4 separate regions of the Homo sapiens genome follow, and regions 1, 2 and 3 are each linked to region 4. A link is a contact called in ENCODE Hi-C or POLR2A ChIA-PET data. All regions are on one chromosome and are shown on one strand. The core of a region is the stretch at or near the end of the contact, and the rest is flanking DNA. Distances in the headings are between cores, read along the strand shown. Region 1 holds the start of PROCR (protein C receptor). Region 2 holds the start of TP53INP2 (tumor protein p53 inducible nuclear protein 2). Region 3 holds the start of NCOA6 (nuclear receptor coactivator 6). Region 4 holds the start of GSS (glutathione synthetase).

Region 1 (4,903 bases), core at 1,737-4,236, 220 kb before region 4:
TGCAAGTCCCAGCCCGCCTCCATCCGCCAGGCCCCGCCCCCACCCGCCAGGCCCCGCCCCCACTAGCCCCGCCCAGACCCCGCCCCCGCTGCGCGCCTACTCACAGGCCAAGGTCCGCTCCTGGTGCACCAGGCGCACGAGGCCGTGGAACTGGAGCAGGTAGGACTGCAGGCCACTCTGCGTGCGCGCCCAGCTCTCGGGCTCCTGCAAGGGCTGCAGCTGAATGATCGTGGTGTTGGTGTCTGGGCCTTCCAGCACGTGCGTTAGGTGTCCCCCCAGCGACGCGTTGCCCTGGTACCACACGTGATAGGGGTCGCGGAAGTAGGAGATCTGGAGCATATGAAGTCTTTGGAGGCCTGCGGGCAGAGTCAGCTTCAGCCTGGGCCGGCGTGGGAGGGGGCGGCGGGCAGCGGAAGATAATAACCCCCTACCTCGAGGCTGGCCGCCCGCCTTCTCGACCCTTCATAAACTATAATGTGCCCTCCCACCGCTTCTCCCGTTTGACGCTGACAGTAACTCTGCCAGGAGGACAGGACAGGGATTATTATCTCCGTTTTACAGATGAGGAAACTGAGGCCTGCAGTGGAAGAGACACTCCTTTCTGCCTCCTTTTTCACCCTCGGCTCTCCCTCCCCCCGTTTCCTGTTAACCAACGGAACAAATGGTTAACAAATCCTGACCTGAATAAAATTCCAATTCCATCGCCTGTTCTCCATCTCCTCTTCCACTGCCCTGATTCAGGATTCATCCGTCTCATCTAGACTGGGGTAGTAACTTTCTACTTCATCTCCCCGTTCTCTATTCCGACCTCCACCTGACCCAGGGATGAGATCATGTCCTTTTCCTACTTAAAATCTTCCAGTGCCATAACCCCCTCCCCTTCATTAATCAAAAATAATCATAGCCAATGTCGATTCAGTGCTTATTATAACCTGGGCAATGGGCTTTACATACATTATTATCTTTGTGCCTTTCCCCAGTGGCTTAATGCAATAGCTACTATTATTAACCCCAGTCTACATGGGAAACTGAGACAGAGATAGTGTAGCAGAGCCAAGGTTTGCACGTAGGCAGTCAAGTCCAGCACTCAGCCATTCTGCTACACTGCCTCCCCACAGGATCAAGTCCAGAGTCTTTAGCCTGGCATTCAAGGCTGCTAGAGACCTGGCCCCTGCTGCCTTTTCTGGCCGCTTCCCGCTGCTTATATATCAAACTAGTTGGGATTCCTCATGCTGCCTTTGGCTGACACATGAATAGCATGTCAGGATTGCTCTGCCTCCCTTTTTCTGCCTGGCGAAGTTTATTCATGATTTAAGACCCAGCTCAGAGACTGGGCGCGGTGGCTCATGCCTGTAATCCCAGTACTTTGGGAGGCCGAGGCGGGCGGATCACTTGAGGTCAGGGATTCAAGACCAGCCTGGCCAACATGGCGAAACCCCATCTGTACTAAAAATACAAATATTAGCCAGGCGTGGTGGTACATGCCTGTAGTCCCAGCTACTCAGGAGGCTGAGGCAGGAGAATCGCCTGAACCTGGGAGTTGGAGGTTACAGTTAGCTGAAATTGTGCCACTGCATTCCAGCCTGGGTGACAGCACAAGACTCCATCTCAAAAAAAAAAAAAAAAAAAAAAAAGAAAAAAGAAAGAAAAGCAAAGAAAAAAAGACCCAGCTCAGTTGCCCTCTTCTTGGAAATTTTTTTCTGATGCCCCACGAGACACAGTGTGTCTGTTTCAGTGATCCCAGACCACCATATATTAGTGTGTATCTCACGGGATACTACCTGGCTGTCTCCAAACACACACAGGCCACACTGGACTCCTCTAGGCTATGGAACCATGCTTGGTAATCTCTGCTTCCTACACCCAGAAAAGAGGCTGGCACAGAGTTGATGCCCAGAGCACATTTGGATGAGTCCGGGGTTGTAAATCTGTGTGTGTGAGTGGGTCCTGTCTGTGTTTGCATTTGAGAAGTTGTGCTTTGTATCTGCAGATGTGAATAAGTATATTTATGGATAACCCTAGACATGGTCCTTAACTACTCTGTGACCCAGTTTCCTCCTCATAAAATGGAGATAGTAATAATATTACCCACCTTTAGGGGTTTGTGCAAGTTAAATGGGTCAATACATGTATTAACCATAGTGAGCACTCATTGAATACTGGTTATTATTTGCTGCCTCTCTGAGGGGGAGACTGAAGTTACGGGGATTGTGAGAGAGGGGAAAGGAGGCCCCTGTGCAATTATAATGGAGGGTAATAACTCCCTTTTCTGCTTAAACAGGGCCACTTCAGTAGCCTGATCGCCCATAAGTTCTATTAGGCACAGCATCTCTTTCTCCCCAGTTCCACCAGCTGCGACCAGTCTCCTTCCATTTTCCCTAGCCTCCCCTAACCTCTCTCTGCCCCACTCTTCCCCCACTTCTTCCATCAGTTTTCCCAGGGTCTTCCCATTCCCTCCATTTCTCTTCTCTTCTGAGCCTCTTCCCGTCTCCCCTAGATGTACCCCTATCTACCATCACCCTCAGTTCCCCTTTCTCCCCTCTCCCTGGGGCTGATTCTCCTACCCTCTCTGCTGGTTTCTTTCTCATGTTTCCAGTCATCCTGTTTCCCCTAGCCTCTTTCATCTCCCCCTTTTCAGGGGCTTAAATGTACTAACTCACCTTGGCTTTGGGACACGAACCAGTCCCCAAGACTCTGCCTGCCCTGTAGAGAGATCTAGCCAGCTGCAGACACAGATGCTGTGAGATAAGCTCTCCTGTGGTCTTGCCATGTGCCCAGATAGACTGAGATTCTCCAGAACCATCCTGAGGCAGGAGATGTGCCCCCGACTCACCATCTGAGGCGTCTTGGCTACAAAAGGCCCAGCCAGACAGCAGCAGTATCGGCAGCAATGTTGTCAACATCCTGAAGTTGAGGCTCCGGACCTGGGTTCCTGGCTCGGGCCGGCTGCGGGCTCCGCTGGCTGCAGTCTAGGGAAAAGAGAAGTGAGGACCGTCTGGGAGGGGCGGAGTCTGGGCAGAGGAGGATGGAAGGAGGCCAGGAGATGGGAGGAGGAAGAGGCTTATAAAGTGTTATTTCTACTGTGTCTCATTTCCTACTAGGGGGCCGGCCTCCCTCCTGCCCTCCCTCTGCCCCGCCCTTCATTGCTCCCTCCTGCCCAGACCTGCCTTTTCCCTTCTCCTTGGGCTGCTTCCTAGGAACCAGGAACAGGGAGCGGAAAAGGGGGAGAAGGGCTTGGTGAGAAGTCCTGCCGGCGCTGACTCAGGGGGTGGGGCATCTACTTTCAACTTAGAGCACACTCCTGGGAGTAGGATCAGCAGGTTGCTGATGGGGAGATTGAGGTCCAGAGAGGTGCAGGGACTTGCCCAAAGTTTATATATCATGGTGGTGACAGATCCAAGATTAAAATTTAGTTTTCCAGTATAATGGCTACATTTTACCAGAATTTTAAGTAAATAACAATTACATAATCCGGGATCTTGGTCTCAGAAGTAGTCATAAAATGAGTGTAAAGCAGTTCACTGCAGCATGTTTTTAAAAAATAGGAGAGAATTATGAGCAATCTGTATAAATCTCAGAAGATGATTGGTTACCTAAAGCAATCTTTTTGAAACTGAGGTCATAATTTATTAGTGGACAATGAAATCAATTTAGCAGGTCATGGTTACCATTTTTAAAAAATGAAATAGGACAGAATACAAAATTTCAGCGCGTCACCCTTAGTAAGAGAAAGTGTTATGTCATGAAATATTTGCTCAGTTGTATATGTGTGCTTTGGTTTTGTGTGTGTATGTTTCTATGATGAGTTTTGGATAGCAGTGTAAAATGCGTCCCTTACTCTAGGAAGCAAGTAGAAAAGCTTTAAAGTCACTCCTCCGAGCATGCTGCTGGCACTTTGGGAGGCCGAGGTGGGCAGATCACTTGAGGCCAGGAGTTTGAGACCAGCCTGGCCAATATGGCGAACGTCTCTACGAAAAATACAAAAATTAGCTGGGCATGGTGGTGCATGCCTGTAATCCCAGCTACTTGGGAGACCGAGGCATGAGAATCGCTTGAACCTGGGAGGTGGAGGTTGCAGAGGGCCGAGATCACACCACTGCATTCTAGCCTGGGTCATGCGGCAAGATTCTGTCTGAAAAAAAAAAAGAAAAGATTTCACTTCTGTTCAAATAATACATATGTAATTTCATCCTCATATATATATATAAAATTTATTATTATTTTTTTGAGACAGGGTCTAGCTCTGTTGCCCAGGCTATAGTGCAGTGAAGCAATCACAGCTAATTGTAGGCTTGACCTCCCGGGCTCAAGTGATTCTCCCACCTCAACCACCCGAGTAGCTGAGACTAAAGGTACGTGCCACTGTGCCACCACGCCTAGCTATTTTTTTTTATTTTTACTAGAGATGTGGTCTCGCTATGTTGCCCAGGCTGGTCTTGAACTCCTGCACTCAAGCAATCCTCTGGTATAGGCAGGAGCCACTGCACCTGGCCAAAATTAACTTTCAGTGTGTATCTGTGTATTTGTATATACATAGGGAAAATATCTGGAGGGGTACTGTCAATAGAGATTACCTCTGGGGAATAGGATTGGGTAAAGGACTGAGAGGGATTTTAACTTTTTATTTTATATACTTCTCCCCGGAGAGCTGACGTCATAGTGAAATCTGGGACAAACTCTGGACATAAACTAAGCACCCATTCTCTGAACTGAATATATGCAAGAGCTTCCATGCTCACCTCTCAGCTGTTGCAAACTGGCTAAGAAATAGCATCAAAGTCTTTTCTTTTTGCAGCTTATCAAAATGGTCTAGTTGGAACAAGGATAGGAACTTTGTTTTCCTGCACTGGGCCTCAGGAAAAGTAGAATGACTTAAATAACTACCAATTTATATTGTCTTGCC
Region 2 (4,901 bases), core at 2,303-4,802, 250 kb after region 4:
CAGGCTGAGGCAGGAGAATCACTGGAACCTGCGAGGTGCCACTGCACTCCAGCCTGGGTGACAGAGCGAAACTTGGTCTCAAAATAATAATAATGATATAGCTAACATTTATGTTCCAGGCACTATGCTAAGCAGCTTTACCTATATTACCTCATGTAATCCTCACAACAACTACAGGAAGTGGATAATTACTGTCCTTACTTTACAGTTAAGAAATTGAGGCTCAGAGAAGTTAACTGTCCCAAAGTCTCAGAGCTAGTAGGAGACAAAGGTGGGATTGAATCCACACAATCAGATTCCAGAGGCAGCACCCAGAATCACTATATTCTATTGCCTTTTCTGGGTGTCTGTCTGAATTTGATATTTTCAATTTGGTGGCCAGGGGTCATGGTCCATGTGTATTTTTCTGGGAAAAAGGACCTTGGTTTTCATCATGATTTCCTAAACAGCAATCTTTGACCCCAGAGATTAAGAACCACTCCTGGAGCCTGTGTGGTTTGAAAAGCACTGGCCAGCAGAAATCCCATAGAACTGCTACCATCTTACCATGTGATTTGGCACACCTCGGTTGTGTCTGTCATATGAAGTGTAAAGATGGCATGCCGGCAGGCCCTCCCCCCTCTGACCCCCTTTTCCCAGGCTCCTGTTCAAGGGCAGCATCCAGGGGTAGGAGGAAGATCAGGTTGCTTGGGCTCAGTGAGACAGCAGGTCAGTGGGAGGTGATGATGAAGGGAGGGAGCTGTCAGTTCCCAGGAGCCCTTAAGGATGAGCACTGAGGGTTGGACCCAGACCGAGGTAAGCCCTTAACCAATCCTTCCCTGGGTGAAGATGAAGAGGGAGGCCCCCTACTGCAGAAATGGAAACACCAAGGTGGTAGCTCTAGATCTACCCCCTCCCCATGCCAGCCTACCTCAGGACTAGAGCTTGGCTGGGGGCTGCTGGCCATACTCCCCCAGTACCTGAAGCCTGACTGACTCTCCACACCTGTTCCCTAAAGATGCTCAACGGTTTTGCTGCTGAGACACTTGTCACCATTCTCTAAGGGTGTTTCCACACTTCCTGTAGAACTTCCTGGGGGCATGTCCAGACTTCCCTGAAGGCATTTCTCCTCTTTCTGCTAATCCACCTGCAGTATTGCCATGCTTATTGCTACCTCCCCCATTCCCTAGAAATGTTTTCACACTTGCTGCAGAATCACCTCACTTCCATACCCTGAGAATATTTCCACATCTGCAGACTCACAGTAGGCTTAAGATGCTGGCTTCTCTGGTGGGATGGGGGTGGGAGATCTACAGGGATTAAGAAGGTGGGGCCACCCCCAACTAGTGTCCACCCAGCACAATTCATGTATCCCAACCCATATGTAGCCACAGGGAGCTAGTGACTCCATTACCAAAAGCCCAGAAAGTTTGGCCCCTCTTGAAGGAAGGGAATATCGAGGCCTTGATGAGGCACATCCTCCTTCCAAGAACCTACTAATTCATGGAATATGAAAGAGAAGTTAAGAGCTGTTTCAGGGACCATCATATTCACCCAGCCCATTTTAAAATCTGATGATCAGAAAGAAGACATAAATCTATCCAAAAATACATGGCTAGATAGTGGCAGGGCAGACCTAGTCCCACGTTACTGTGCATCCAGTCCAGAGTGTACACAGTCAGGAAAGACTCAGCAAACAATCCCCAAGAATACAATGATGCAGGGGTACAGGGAGGTGAAAAAGACCTTGACCTAGCCACACCACCCCTCGCCTAGCTACAAAAGGGTCTGGGGTTACTGGCACCAAGATTTAGCATGCATTTACTGAAGACCCACTGTGTACCAGAGCCTGCACTGTGCCTCCCCAAATTTCAGATAGGTTTAGGGGAGGGAGGCTCAGGGGAAAAGCTCCCTGCCTGAGGTCACACAGCAAGTCAGTGACAGCCAGGAGTGAAAGCAGTCACCAGCCAGCCAGTGCCTGCCCCCTCTCCTGACCACTTGGGGAGCCTCCCAGATTTCCTTTCCCAGCCCTGCCAGCTTCCTGGTTCTCACATTCCCAGTTCTGCTCCAGGGAGAACCATTCCCTTTAATAACTACAGCAGCTCTGCCCAGAATAGCATTTGTGCCCTAAGCCACCCCTACCCCCAGCCCATCCTTGAGCAAACTCCCAGCAGGAATGGAGTTCCTGGTTCAGCCTCTAGGCCCATCCACTTGTTAAGTCAGAAACTCTCCTTATCCTATCCCTTCTCCTATACTCTCTGTGGGCAGAGGTGACGAGGGAGCAGCAAAACACCTGCAATTGTCTGCACTAGGCCAGGTCAGGCCCTTCCTAGCTGACGACCTAGGAAGTTGGGAAGGTAAAGGGCCAATAGAGGGAACCCTCACCCCACCCTCCACCCCAACATCAGCCCTGGAGACACCCCGAGGCAGCCAATGACTCACCTCTCTGTGATCCAAACAGCTGGGAGGCAGCGATTTTATTGGACTCTAGGACTTCAAGGTACAGTGAGGACAGAAGGGGTCAGGACCACAAAAGGTGAACCAATCTCCAGAGATTCCCTGGAAAAGGGTCCAGGAGTAAGGACACCTAGGAGCCTATCAAACCGTGATAAGGCTGAGCCCAAGATCGGGTCCCCAGTGGAAGGAGGATGTGTATCTTACCACTTGTACTGAGCCCCTATTATGTCTTTGCCCCTGGCTAATAATCCATCTGTCACTCAGTGAGCATGACTCTAATTGGTTATGTGACCTCGAGAGAGCTAATCCTCCTCTCTGGGCCTGTTGCCCCTTCCATGCACTGGGGTCTAAGACCCTTCATTTTGGGTCTAGGAGTGACATCAGCTAAGGCGCTGCACACAAATCAGGGATTAGGAGGATGTTATTCTGTTAGTCCCTGGGGGCGGAGTCTGGAGCCGGAGGGAGGGGATCCCACCACCATCTGGTGCTGTCCCAACCACCTGGAGTCCCATGCAGCCCTGAACTCCTGACGACCCCCTCAACCTAGGCCCAGCAGCGCCGTCTGACTCCTTCTCAGGTTGCAAAGAGAAAGTAGGGGATCAGAGGCCTGACCCCAGCCCCTGGATAAGCCTAGGAAATCGCCGATCCCCCTGCAGCCCCCTTTGGATTGCAGCGTCTCACCCAGGGCCCAGCCCCGACACAGCGGCTACCGGGTCACGGGAGGACAAGCGACCCGAGCCTGTGGGGGCGGTACCGGCCTTGGTGACGTCTCAATGTCATATGCAAATAGAACGACGTCATGGTCTACCGGGCGTGCGGCAACCAATCGGGAGCCGGGAACGCGGCCCCGGCGGCCGCCGGCGGAGACAGACAAAGGCCCGGGCGCGGGGGGCGCAGGGCGTGTCCGTGGCAGGGGAGCCCCCAGGCCCACCCGGGTCGGGACTCACCTGGGGGCGGGAGGGGGGCGGCACGGCGTTGAGGTAGTTGTGCGGCGGGGCGTCCCAGGGTCGCCGGCCGCTCACAGGCCGGGCCGCATCGCCGGGACTCGCGGGGGAGGCGGCGGGGCCGCGGTCGCTCCGGGCTGCTGAGCTCGCCCGCGGGGCTTTGAGTCTGTGCGGCCGCTGCGGCGGGGCTCACGGCACAAATTGGAACGTTCAAACAGCTGATTGTGACGTCACAAAGGGGCCCGCCCGCCTCGCGTCACCGGCTGGCGGGGCGGCGGCCAATCCCGGGCTGCGGATCCCCCCCTGCCCCTCCCCTCCCCTCCCCTCCCGGTTTGCGGGCCGGGCGCTCGGGCCGGGAAACGTTCTCGGAACCGGGAGGGTGAGTGTTCGGGGAGGCAGCTGCGGGGAGCTGGGAGCCCTGCGCCGCGGCGAGCTCTCCGCGAGGAGGATCTCCACTCCCTCCTACCGGCTCCTTATTTTCCTGATTCTTCCCGGATCGCAGCGCCCTCACCTCTCCCACTGCTCCCCAAATCCTTTCACTGCATCCTATATCCAAGTCCCCCGATGCGGACCCTGTTCTCGACCCACACCACGTCCGTGCACCTGCATTCTCCCCACTGCCCTTATTCCTGCTCTCCCTCCCCCCTCTGGCTCACCTCCTCAGCCTTACACACTCTGCTTTCCCACCCCGTTTTTCCTCAGCTCGGCGGGCTTGAGAAAAGAGGGACATCCCCAACCCCCGGTTCCCGGGGAGCATCTGGGAATGTAGAGAAGTTAGTGAAGCTGACGTGAAATTTCGCAGAGTAGGACTTGGAGAGGAATTGCCCTGGGCTGAGTAAACATTGACCTGAGACGGCTCCGCGCTTGAACGTTTACATACCTTATTTAATCTATGTTGCTACCGGGGCTGTAAAGAAGTGGCAGGACAGGGACTGATTATGAGTCCTGATTTACACGTGGGAAAGCTGAGTCTCACAATCTCACTGTTAGCGTGTGAACTCATGTTCAACAATGCATTCAACATTTATTAGGCACCTACTATTGCACCACCATACCACTAGCTGACATGTATTGGCACACTTACTGTGTGCCACGACCTGTGCTATGGGTGTGTTTTTTTATCTTCACAACAACCCAAAAGGTAGATATTGTCCCGTTTAACAGTTGAGGAAACAGACTCAGAGAGCTCAAGTGACTTTCTTAGGTCACAAAAGTACAGTCAATGGCAGAGCCAGGATTTGAACCCATAGCTCCCAGCCCTGACCCTCTCCATTCTCTACATGAACCAGATGGTCTAAACCTCAGGGCGCTTTAGCCTCCCCAGAGTCCTGGCTTTCAGTCCTGACTGTGCCCTAGACTTGCTGTGTGACCTCAAGTCATGTTACCTCTCTGGGTCTCAGTTTGTCAAACAAACATATCCAGGCTTCCCTCTAGAGCTGCCATTGTAAGATTCTTCCACACTCTCTGCCCTCAGGATTCCACCCACCCCACGCTCTAGGCCCCAGCTCTCCCAGTGGCCTG
Region 3 (4,471 bases), core at 1,813-4,312, 130 kb after region 4:
CGGCCTCCCAAAGTGCTGGGATTACAGGCGTGAGCCACCGCGCCCGGCTTGGCCTTTATCTTAAGAGCAATGTAGAGCCATCAGATTTTTTTTTTTTTTTGAGACAGGGTCTCACTCTATTGCCCAGGCTGGAGTGCAATGATATGATCTTAGCTTACTGCAGCCTCAACCTCCCAGGCTCAGGCAATCCTCCCACCTCAACCTCCAAAGTGGCTGGGGCCACAGGTGTGCAGCACCATGCCTGCTATGTTTTTGTCTTTTGTTGTCTTTTTGAGACACGGTTTCCCTTTGCCACCCAGGCAGGAGGGCAGTGGTGTTATCTCGGCTCACTGAAGCCTCCACCTTCCAGCTCAAGTGATTCTTGCCTCATGCCTCAGCCTCCCGATTAGCTGGGACTACAGGTGTGCACCACCATGCCCAGCTAATTTTTGTATTTTCAGTAGAGATGGGGTTTTGCCATGTTGCCCAGACTAGTCTCGAACTTCTGAGCTGACGTGATCCACCCACCTCGACCTCCCAAAGTGCTGGAATTATAGGCATGAGCCACTGAGCCCAGCCATTTTTGTATTTTTTGTTGAGACAGCGTTTGCCATGTTGCTCAGCCCGGTCTTGAACTCCTGGGCTCAAACAATCCACCTGCCTCAGCCTCCCAAAGTGTTGGGATTACAGGTGTGAGCCACTGCACCTGGCCATCAACAGATACTTTTAAGTAGAGTAGTGACATGATCATATTTCTGATCATTAGAAACATTACTCTGACAGCAGGGTGGAGAATAGATTAGAGGGCGGTCAGGGTAATGTGAAAAGATGGTGGGTATCTACTACACCAGTCCAAGCACACTGTGTGTACTCAATAAATATTGATGGAATGAAAGGGTTCCTGACTCCCTTTCTTCTATGGGATCAGTAGGACTGATTTGTTTAATTAGTTTACAATCCACCTGCTCATCCTCTATCTCCTGGGATGCTCAGAACAGACCCCAACTCCCATTTTACAGATGAAGATGCTCAAGTTCAGAGAGGCAAGGACAGCTATCAAGAGCGAAAGCCAAAGAGAGCTGCCATACAATCCAGCAATCCCATTCTTAGGTATACACCGGAAAGAAAGGAAATCAGTGTATGGAAGAGATCTGCACTCTCATGTTTACTGCATCCCTGTTCACAACAGCCAAGATTTGGAAGCAACCTAAGTGTCCATCAACAGATGAATGGATAAATAAAATGTACATATACACAATGGAATACTATTCCGCCATTAAAAAAGAGTGAGATCGTGTCATTTGCAACAATATGGATGGAACTGGAGGTCATTATGTTATGTGAAAGAAGCCGGGCACAGAAAGACAAACTTCACATGTTCTCACTTATTTGTGGGAGCAAAAAATTAACTATTTTTTATTTTTTTTTGAGACGGAGTCTCACTCAGCCACCTAGGCTGGAGTGCAGTGGCGCGAGCTAGGCTCACCGCAACCACCATCTCCCAGGTTCAAGAGATTCTCCCGTCTCAGCCTCCTGAGTAGCTGGGATTACAGGCACCCGCCATCATGCCCACCTAGCTTTTGTATTTTAGTAGAGACAGGGTTTCACCATGTTGGCCAGGCTGGTCTTGAACTCCTGACCTCAGGTGATCCGCCCATCTTGGCCTCCCAAAGTGCTAGGATTACAGGCGTGAGCCACCATGCCGGGCCAGGAGCGAAAAATTAAAACAATTGAACTCATGGAGATAGAGAATAGAAGGAGGGTTACCAGAGGCTGGTAAGATTAATGGGGAGGTAGGTGGGAAGTGGGAATGATTAACGGGTACAAAAGAATAGTTAGAAAGAATAAGACCTAGTATTTGCTAGCACAAGAAGGTGACTACAGTAAAAAACAATTGGCCGGGCGCGGTGGCTCACGCCTATAATCCCAGCACTTTGAGGGGCAGAGGCGGGCGGATCATGAGGTCAGGAGTTCCTGACCAGCCCGGCCAATATGGTGAAACCCCATCTCTACTTAAAAAATATACAAAAATTAGCTGGGCGTGGTGGCATGCGCCTGTAGTACCAGCTACTCAGGAGGCTGAGGCAGGCGAATCCCTTGAACCAGGGAGGCGGAAGTTGCAGTGAGCTGAGATCGCGCCACTGCACTCCAGCCTGGGCGACGGAGTGAGACTCCGTCTCAAAAAAACAAAAATAAAACAAAAAACAAAAAAAAAACCACACACACACAAAATTTACTTGTACATTTTAAAATAACTAGAGTATAATTGGGTTATTTGTAACACAAAGGATAAATGCTTGAGTTGCTAGATACCCCATTTACCATGATGTGATTACACATCGCATGCCTGTATCAAAATCTCATGTACCCCATAAATATATTCACCTACTACGTACTTACGAAAATTTAAAAAATACATCAGTGTAGTGTGGGAAAAAACAGAAAATTTTTAAAAAAGAGTGAAAGCCAGATATGAATCCAGGCCTGTATGACAGACATGAAGTCCAGTGCTGAGGAGGCCTTTCTACGTTTGGGAAGAGGGGAGGGGCCACACTCGTTCGATCAATAATTCTATTTACTGAGCATTTTAGCTTGCTAGGGAGGTAATGATGGGAAAAAGAAGAGAGGGATTTAGAGGCAAATAATAATGAAAGCTTTTATCTATATCCCATTAAGCTTATTATTAGACAGTATGTGTCAGGCACGGTGACAAGTGCTTTCCAAGCCCACCTCCATTTGCTCTTCACAAGCACTATGATTTTCCCCATATTTCAGATGGGTAAACTGAGGCTTGGAGTTGCCATGTCCAAGGATACTCAGAGCGCTCGCAAAAGACTGTGCAATGTGTGCTTCCGAAGTGGGACTCACTGGCGAGAGAATAGCCCTGGAAAGCCGACAGAGACCCACGAGATCCCAGCACTAAGCACTCAGCACCGAAGGGAGCTGGCGCGCGCTCCACCTCGCGCTCCCGGGGACGTCTGGTCACGTGGGCAATGCCCCGCCCCTCGAGTCCGCCCCGCCCCCTCTCGCGCTCCCTCCCTCTCTCCCTCCCTCCCCCTCCCTCCCCGGCCCGGTCCGGCCCATCCCCCTCCCCGCCGGCTCCGTGAGGCCCTGCCGGGTCGGGCTGCGGGCGGCCGGGCGCGGGCGGCGGGACAGACGGGCGCACGCGAGGACTGACGGACGGACGCACCGAGGGCGGCGGGCACGCACGGCCCGGGCCGGCGCTCCAAGGCCCGCCCGGGAGGGCCGGGGCCGCGCTCAGGTGAGGGGACGGCGGCGCGGGCCCGTAAGGGGTGGGCCCGCCGGGCGTCCGCGGTCCTTGTCGGGCTGGCTTCGCGGGGAGGAGGCGCCGCCCGGGCCCGCGCGGAAAAATGGCGCCGGGCGACCGAGTGGCACGGTCTGAGAGCGGGCCCGGCCCGGAGCCGCCCCGCCCGCCGCGCTTGTGTCCCCGTCGCCATGTTGGGGAGCGGGCCCCAGGCCTGCGGGCGGGGGCGCTGGAGGGAGCGGCGGCCGGGCTGGGTGGGGAGGGTGCTGGGCGCGGGGGCCGGTGCACTGAGGGAGTGCAGGGCTGGCCGGGGTCTGCACGGGGTGGCGCTCCAGGCCTGGGGAACAGGCGGGAGCCGGTCGTGGGGTCGTGGTCAGGGTCGCGGAGAAGGAACACTGGGTCCGAAGGGAACCGGGATTGGGGTCTATGGGCTGAGAGGATGGCAGGACGTGGAACTGGGTTAGGCCTTAGGCGGTGTTAGAGCCCTAATGCAGGTAGGACCTGGGGATTGGGGTGGAGGCATGGGGGCCAAGCTCAGGCTGTCAGGGCTGGAGCAGTTCTTTGCTGGGAGGGAAGGAGGTGATTGATGAGGAATGAGGGCCCTTTGGGTACAGACGCTGGTTCAGATTGGGGCAGTCCTTGGGGTACTGGGGCTGAATTGCAAAGCTGTATAACTCCCAAGGCTCTGAAGACTTATGTCCCAAGCATCCTCCACCCCCTCTTGGGGGAAGCAACAGGAAAAAGGAGGTGTTTGATGAGAGAAAAGGGGGACAAAGGGAGACTGAGGTTTGGGTGCAGGAGCTGGCCAGCAAAAGAGGCACAGAGAGTGGAACTGGTTGGCAAGGAAGGAGAGAACCTTTATCAACTTAGGGAGTTGTGTGTGTCTTTAAAAGGAGGGACCTGGCTGTTTGGGGGCGGTGACCCAAGGTGTCTTCCCTGGAAGGGGACAGCCCACAGCTTAAGAGCAGAGTCACCTGGAGAGGTCATCAGAAAGGCGTTATTGAAGCCAGTAAAATGGTGAAGAAGAGTGAATGTATAAAAACTACAAAGGCCTGAGAGATCAAGTAAAGATTTCAAATCAGGTAGTGATTTTAGCTGAAACATAGAAAGGTAAAGTTGACTTTTCAAGATCTTACAAGTTAGTGGCAGAGGGGTACTAGAAATTGTCGGCTGCTTCCTCACTAAACACATTGCCTTAAAGGAATTTGCTAGCTGGGAGAAAGGTGT
Region 4 (4,572 bases), core at 324-2,823:
TGCTGCACTGGCTACAGCCTCATGATCTCACATCTTAACTCTCTCTGCTTTCTCTGGCCCATCTCCCCACTTCCAAACCATTTGTCACGCTGTAACCAGTGCCTAACACACAAAACTAACCATGTCCTTCCCCTGCTTAAAGCCCTTAGCTCCTGTTGCTCAGTGGAACTGGCGTCTGAGGCTACCTCTCCAAGCCTAAGCGCCTAAGTCCTGTTGCAACCCTCAGGCCCTTCCTCATTATCCACACCAAACTCCTCAGTGTCTGTAAAACAAGCCGAGCAACCCTCAGAATTATATGCCTTCGCTGCTCGTTTGTTTTGTTTTTAGGACAGGGTCTCACGCTGTCACCCAGGCAGGAGTGCTGCAGCGTGATCTCAGCTCACAGCAGCCTCCGTCTCCGGGGCTCAAGAATTCTCACGCCGCAGCCTCCCGAGTAGCTGGGATTACAGGCACGGGCCAACACACCCGGCTAATTCTTGTATTTCTAGTAGAGACGGGGTTTCGCCATGTTGCCCAGCCTGGTCTCCAACTCCTGAGCTCAAGTAATCCACCTGCCTCGGCCTCTCAAAGTGCTGGGATTACAGGTCTGAGCCACTGCACCCAGCCAGCCTTTGCTGCTTTTGTTCCTGCAATTTGGAACACTGTCCCCATCCCAGCCTCTCACCTCTACCCCTACCTCCTTCACTACCTATACCTTCCTATCCATCCTTCAAGACCCCAAAAACCATCCCTGATTCCTTCAGAAAGGCAGTTTATTGCCTATCTTATCAGACTGAAAGCAGTGGCTGTGTCTTATTTATGGTTAATTCCCTAGAAGCTGGACTGATACATTCCATTTAACTAAAATTCGTATCAGGTGCTTCGGACTGCAGACAAGCCTATCACAACCCAGAAGGAAGAAACAGGGAAGGCACCTGGGGGCTGCCAAGCAATGAGGTGGGGGGTAGGAATCATGAATCCGCATATTTTTAAAAACTGCCCCAGATCCTGATGTAAACGGTACAAGAGAGTCTGAGAAACACAGGGCTCCCCTCAAACAGTCCTGACTTCAGCATTCCTGGAAAAATGAAAATCCTTTCCTTTTGCCTCTAATGCTTTCCCTGCTGGTATCCCAGGTTAAAAAAAAATAGATAAAATCAGGGGGATTTTTCTGGGACTTGGCTGGGCTGGGAAACAAGCCTGGGTTCTAATACAGGCTCAGCCCCTGACGTACTATGGGCCCCTGCCCCTCCTTGGGGCCTCCATTACCACGGCCACCCCCACCCTTATCAATTGTGTGCCCCTGAGGTAGTGACTGTCCCGCTCTGAGCATTAGTTTCCCCATCTTCCACTAGTCGTCGTCAGCTCTGACGCTCTATGAGCTATGCATACCCGTAGCTCCCCGCCGACCCCGATGGTCCCCTCCCCTCCTTCCCAAGGTCCATCCGCCAGGGTGCAGCCGACGCACTCCTAATGCTAAGGCCGCCCTCTCATCGACCGCCCCTTCCTGGCCTCGACTCAGCGCCAAAGGTATGGGTCTCTGCCCCGCCTGCTCTTTAAGCCTAGCCGGGGCGGTCAGCGCAAGCGCACTGGGTCGCATCGAGGCCCCGCCCCCTGAGCCTGGGTAGCGGCGCGAGGGCCGGGAGAACCGTTCGCGGAGGAAAGGCGAACTAGTAGGTTGGGGCGGCCACGGCGGCCGGCATGGGTCACGTTTCCTCGGGAGGAACGATGTGAGGGAGGGGTCTGGCAAGAGATTGGAATTCCGGAGGCCGGGAGACCTTGTGGCTGAAACCCTTCGTAGGAGCGGGGCAACTAGTGTCTAGTGAGGGGGTTGGGCTGGCGCGCACTGATCCCAGACTTTCCGGATCTTCTGCCTTTAGATCGGGCCGGTGTCGGGGCATGTAGGCCAGTGAGACTGGAGCCAGTTAGAGCTACAACGGGGAGCGATTAGGGCCAAACTTTGTCCAGGGTGGAAGCGAGCGGGCCCGTGAAGTGGGGCCAGCCTGGGCAGCCGACCGTGTCGTTGCCTCGGGGCCTTTCCAGGCACTGGCCTAAGTCCTGGCGATAAAGTGCGACCGATTTCCTTGTGGGCGTTTTGAGGCTTTCGGTGATCTGACCCGTCTGTCATTCATTCTTCATTCATTCATGTGATGAATGAATACAGTACTAAGCGCGGCTAATTACTAGGTAGAGAAGTGATCAAGACAAACACTGTTCCTACGGTACAGGGAAAAGTGATGGGCTGTAGAATGTAGAAGCCCGGGGCGGAGAACAGGGACAGCTTCCGGAACGAAATCGCGAGCCCAGATCAGGAGTGGTGGCGAGAGTTCCAAAGAGAAGACAGCACGTGCCAAGTCCTGGAAGGGGGACAGAGGCCAACATATCCTGGTCACTGAAGACACCTGACTCTGAATCTGTTTCACGCCCAGGGAAGAGATGACAGTGGCCGGGGCTAGGCTACAAACTCTGGAAATGGAGATAAATAAAGGAATTCAAAGTACTATATACTTAGGCAGCAAAATCCATAGGATTTGGGGAGAGTGAGATGTAGGAAACAAGTACTCAAGGCTTGGGTACCTGGGTGGGGTTCATCAGAGAAGAAGCAGATTTGTGGGAGACAACAACAAATTCTATTCTGGTTGTATGGAGACTCGCAGGAAAAAATTGGATATTCTAGTTTGAAGGTAGGAAAGTATTGCTGTGAAGATGTAGATTTGAATGTCATCAGCAAAACATAAATAAAGCCAAGGGAGGGTTGAGGCTGTAGAATGAGAAAAACAAAGGGCCCACTTAGCACCTTCATCTGATTTCTTTTCTTTCTTTCTTTTTTTCTTTTTTTTTTTTTTTGACAGAGCTTTGCTCTTGTTGCCCAGGCTGGAGTGCAATGGCACGATCTCGGCTCACTACAACCTCCACCTCCTGGGTTCAAGCTATTCTCCTGCCTCAGCCTCCCAAGTAGCTCGGATTACAGGCATGCGCCACCAGGCCCGGCTAATTTTGTATTTTTAGTAGAGATGGGGTTTCTCCATGTTGGTGAGGCTGGTCTCGAACTCCCGACCTCGGGTGATCCGCCTGCCTCGGCCTCACAAAGTGCTGGGATTACACGAGTGAGCCACCACACCTGGCCCATGGTGATTATCTTTATGTCTTATCCTCCTCCATATCCCCAGTACCTAGTCAAGGGAGTGGCATTAAATGCAAATCAGTGTTTGCCAACTAAATAAAAGCCCAACAGCAAACAGATGTTGGAATTTCAGAGTTGTGGAACGATGGGGGCTCATGGAGGGTTTCATTACTCTAATGTCAAGGTAATGGGTTCTTGTCCTGGCTCTGCCACTAGGCTTCTGTGTGACCTCTGACAAGTCTCCTCCTACCTATAAAGAGAGTACAGCCAAAAAATGGTCTCATGTATAGAGCTTCAAACACTGCTGATAAATTTCACACTGATTTTTCTCTTTTAATCCACACAGCAATCTTACTTGAAAGGGAAGTCGGCTGGGCGGGGTGGCTCACGCCTGTAATCCCAGCACTTTGGGAGGCCGAGAGTGGGGGATCACGAGATCGAGACCATCCTGGCTAACACGGTGAAACCCCGTCTCTACTAAAAATACAAAAAATTAGCCGGGCATGGTGGCAGGTGCCTGTAGTCCCAGCTACTCGGGAGGCTGAGGCAGGAGAATGGCATGAACCCAGGAGGCGGAGCTTGCAGTGAGCCGAGATCGTGCGGCTGCACTCCAGCCTGGGCGACAGAGCCAGACTCCGTCAAAAAAAAAAAAAAAGAAAGAAAGAGGGAGGGAGAGAGAGAGAAAGAAAGAAAAAGAAGGAAGGAAGGAAGGAAAGAAGGAGGGAAGGGAAAGGGAAAGGGAAAAGGAAGGAAGGAAAGAAGGGAAAGGGAGAAGTCGTATTATTATGGACTCAAACCCAGGTCTGTCTGTCTGTCTGACTTGAACCTTGTTCTTTACTATGATTGCCCTCATGTATGTCTCACTCAACAGGGATATTATCAGGACCCTCTTGAGATCACATGCGCATTCTTTCAAAGCATTGTGCTGAGGCTGGCAGACTTTCATAATTGGCCTGGCACTGGCTCTGTCATGGGGACAGGGGGACAGAGCTGAATGTGATGGAGGTTTCCTATTATTCTCTAACTCCCTTCCTGGGGACCACTGAGTTGGGCAACCATGTTCTGTTAAATGGCAACAGGGCAGAACAAAATTAGTGACTGTGTTTCCAGATTTTTACCCAGATCTTAAACTCCTGAGGCCTGCTGAAAAATGAATGAGTATCAGGGTGTGAGTTTGTACACCTCTGTATGTCTCTGGGCAACCAATCAGACAACTTCTCCTATTACATTGGACACTTGGGTTTCAGCAATTTCCATCTTGCTAATGTGATTTCTCAAAAATATTTTCTGTCTTTTGGTGCTTTGATGATAAATGTCCATATATGGAATGTAGTCATTTCCTGCTACTAAGATTCCTTCTGGTTTGTATAAGGGAGGAGTTCACCTTATTCGCATTTCATGGTATTCCACAAAGAGCTCCCTCCCCCTTCCCATGTAATTTATTTGAGATCTGCTGACATGAGTTGTTG

The links. Hi-C counts contacts between places; a loop is a spot of excess contacts on that map. ChIA-PET counts read pairs that join two places held with the same protein, here RNA polymerase II (POLR2A). Pooled maps may share reads with other maps.
Region 1: a loop to region 4 is called in a pooled map, with 2.1 times the contacts of the local background. The contact joins the promoter of PROCR here to the promoter of GSS in region 4. A Hi-C loop is called at or near these places in 1 of 50 pooled maps. POLR2A ChIA-PET finds 5 or more read pairs at or near these places in 3 of 52 experiments (BJ, T-cell and activated T-cell).
Region 2: a map of prostate gland shows a loop between it and region 4 (4-fold over the local background). The contact joins the promoter of TP53INP2 here to the promoter of GSS in region 4. A Hi-C loop is called at or near these places in 2 of 168 maps with a recorded cell type or tissue (B cell and prostate gland) and 8 of 50 pooled maps. POLR2A ChIA-PET finds 5 or more read pairs at or near these places in 1 of 52 experiments (activated CD4-positive, alpha-beta memory T cell).
Region 3: a loop to region 4 is called in a map of B cell, with 9 times the contacts of the local background. The contact joins the promoter of NCOA6 here to the promoter of GSS in region 4. A Hi-C loop is called at or near these places in 31 of 168 maps with a recorded cell type or tissue (A673, B cell, CD14-positive monocyte and 23 more), 37 of 37 single-sample maps with no recorded cell type and 37 of 50 pooled maps. POLR2A ChIA-PET finds 5 or more read pairs at or near these places in 10 of 52 experiments (A549, AG04449, Caco-2 and 7 more).

What each region holds. Positions count from the first base shown.
Region 1 is chr20:35,170,155-35,175,057 of GRCh38, reverse strand. It overlaps PROCR (protein C receptor), which reads right to left and starts at 2,986. Exons shown (of 4, transcript NM_006404.5): 1 at 2,834-2,986; 2 at 105-356. The coding sequence starts at 2,903. The region is part of intron 4 of MMP24-AS1-EDEM2 (MMP24-AS1-EDEM2 readthrough); the gene reads left to right. RefSeq lists an enhancer at 171-873.
Region 2 is chr20:34,702,995-34,707,895 of GRCh38, reverse strand. It overlaps TP53INP2 (tumor protein p53 inducible nuclear protein 2), which reads right to left and starts at 3,552. Exons shown (of 5, transcript NM_021202.3): 1 at 3,384-3,552; 2 at 2,422-2,538. It overlaps LOC105372599 (a long non-coding RNA gene), which reads left to right and starts at 3,714. Exons shown (of 2, transcript XR_936690.3): 1 at 3,714-3,759; 2 at 4,083-4,237. RefSeq lists a silencer at 3,277-3,756.
Region 3 is chr20:34,824,242-34,828,712 of GRCh38, reverse strand. It overlaps NCOA6 (nuclear receptor coactivator 6), which reads left to right and starts at 3,062. Exons shown (of 15, transcript NM_014071.5): 1 at 3,062-3,241. RefSeq lists silencers at 2,956-3,145, 3,156-3,595.
Region 4 is chr20:34,952,807-34,957,378 of GRCh38, reverse strand. GSS (glutathione synthetase) reads left to right here and starts at 1,573. Exons shown (of 13, transcript NM_000178.4): 1 at 1,573-1,652. MYH7B (myosin heavy chain 7B) reads right to left here and starts at 1,511. Exons shown (of 45, transcript NM_020884.7): 1 at 1,372-1,511. RefSeq lists enhancers at 1,246-1,425, 1,666-1,765.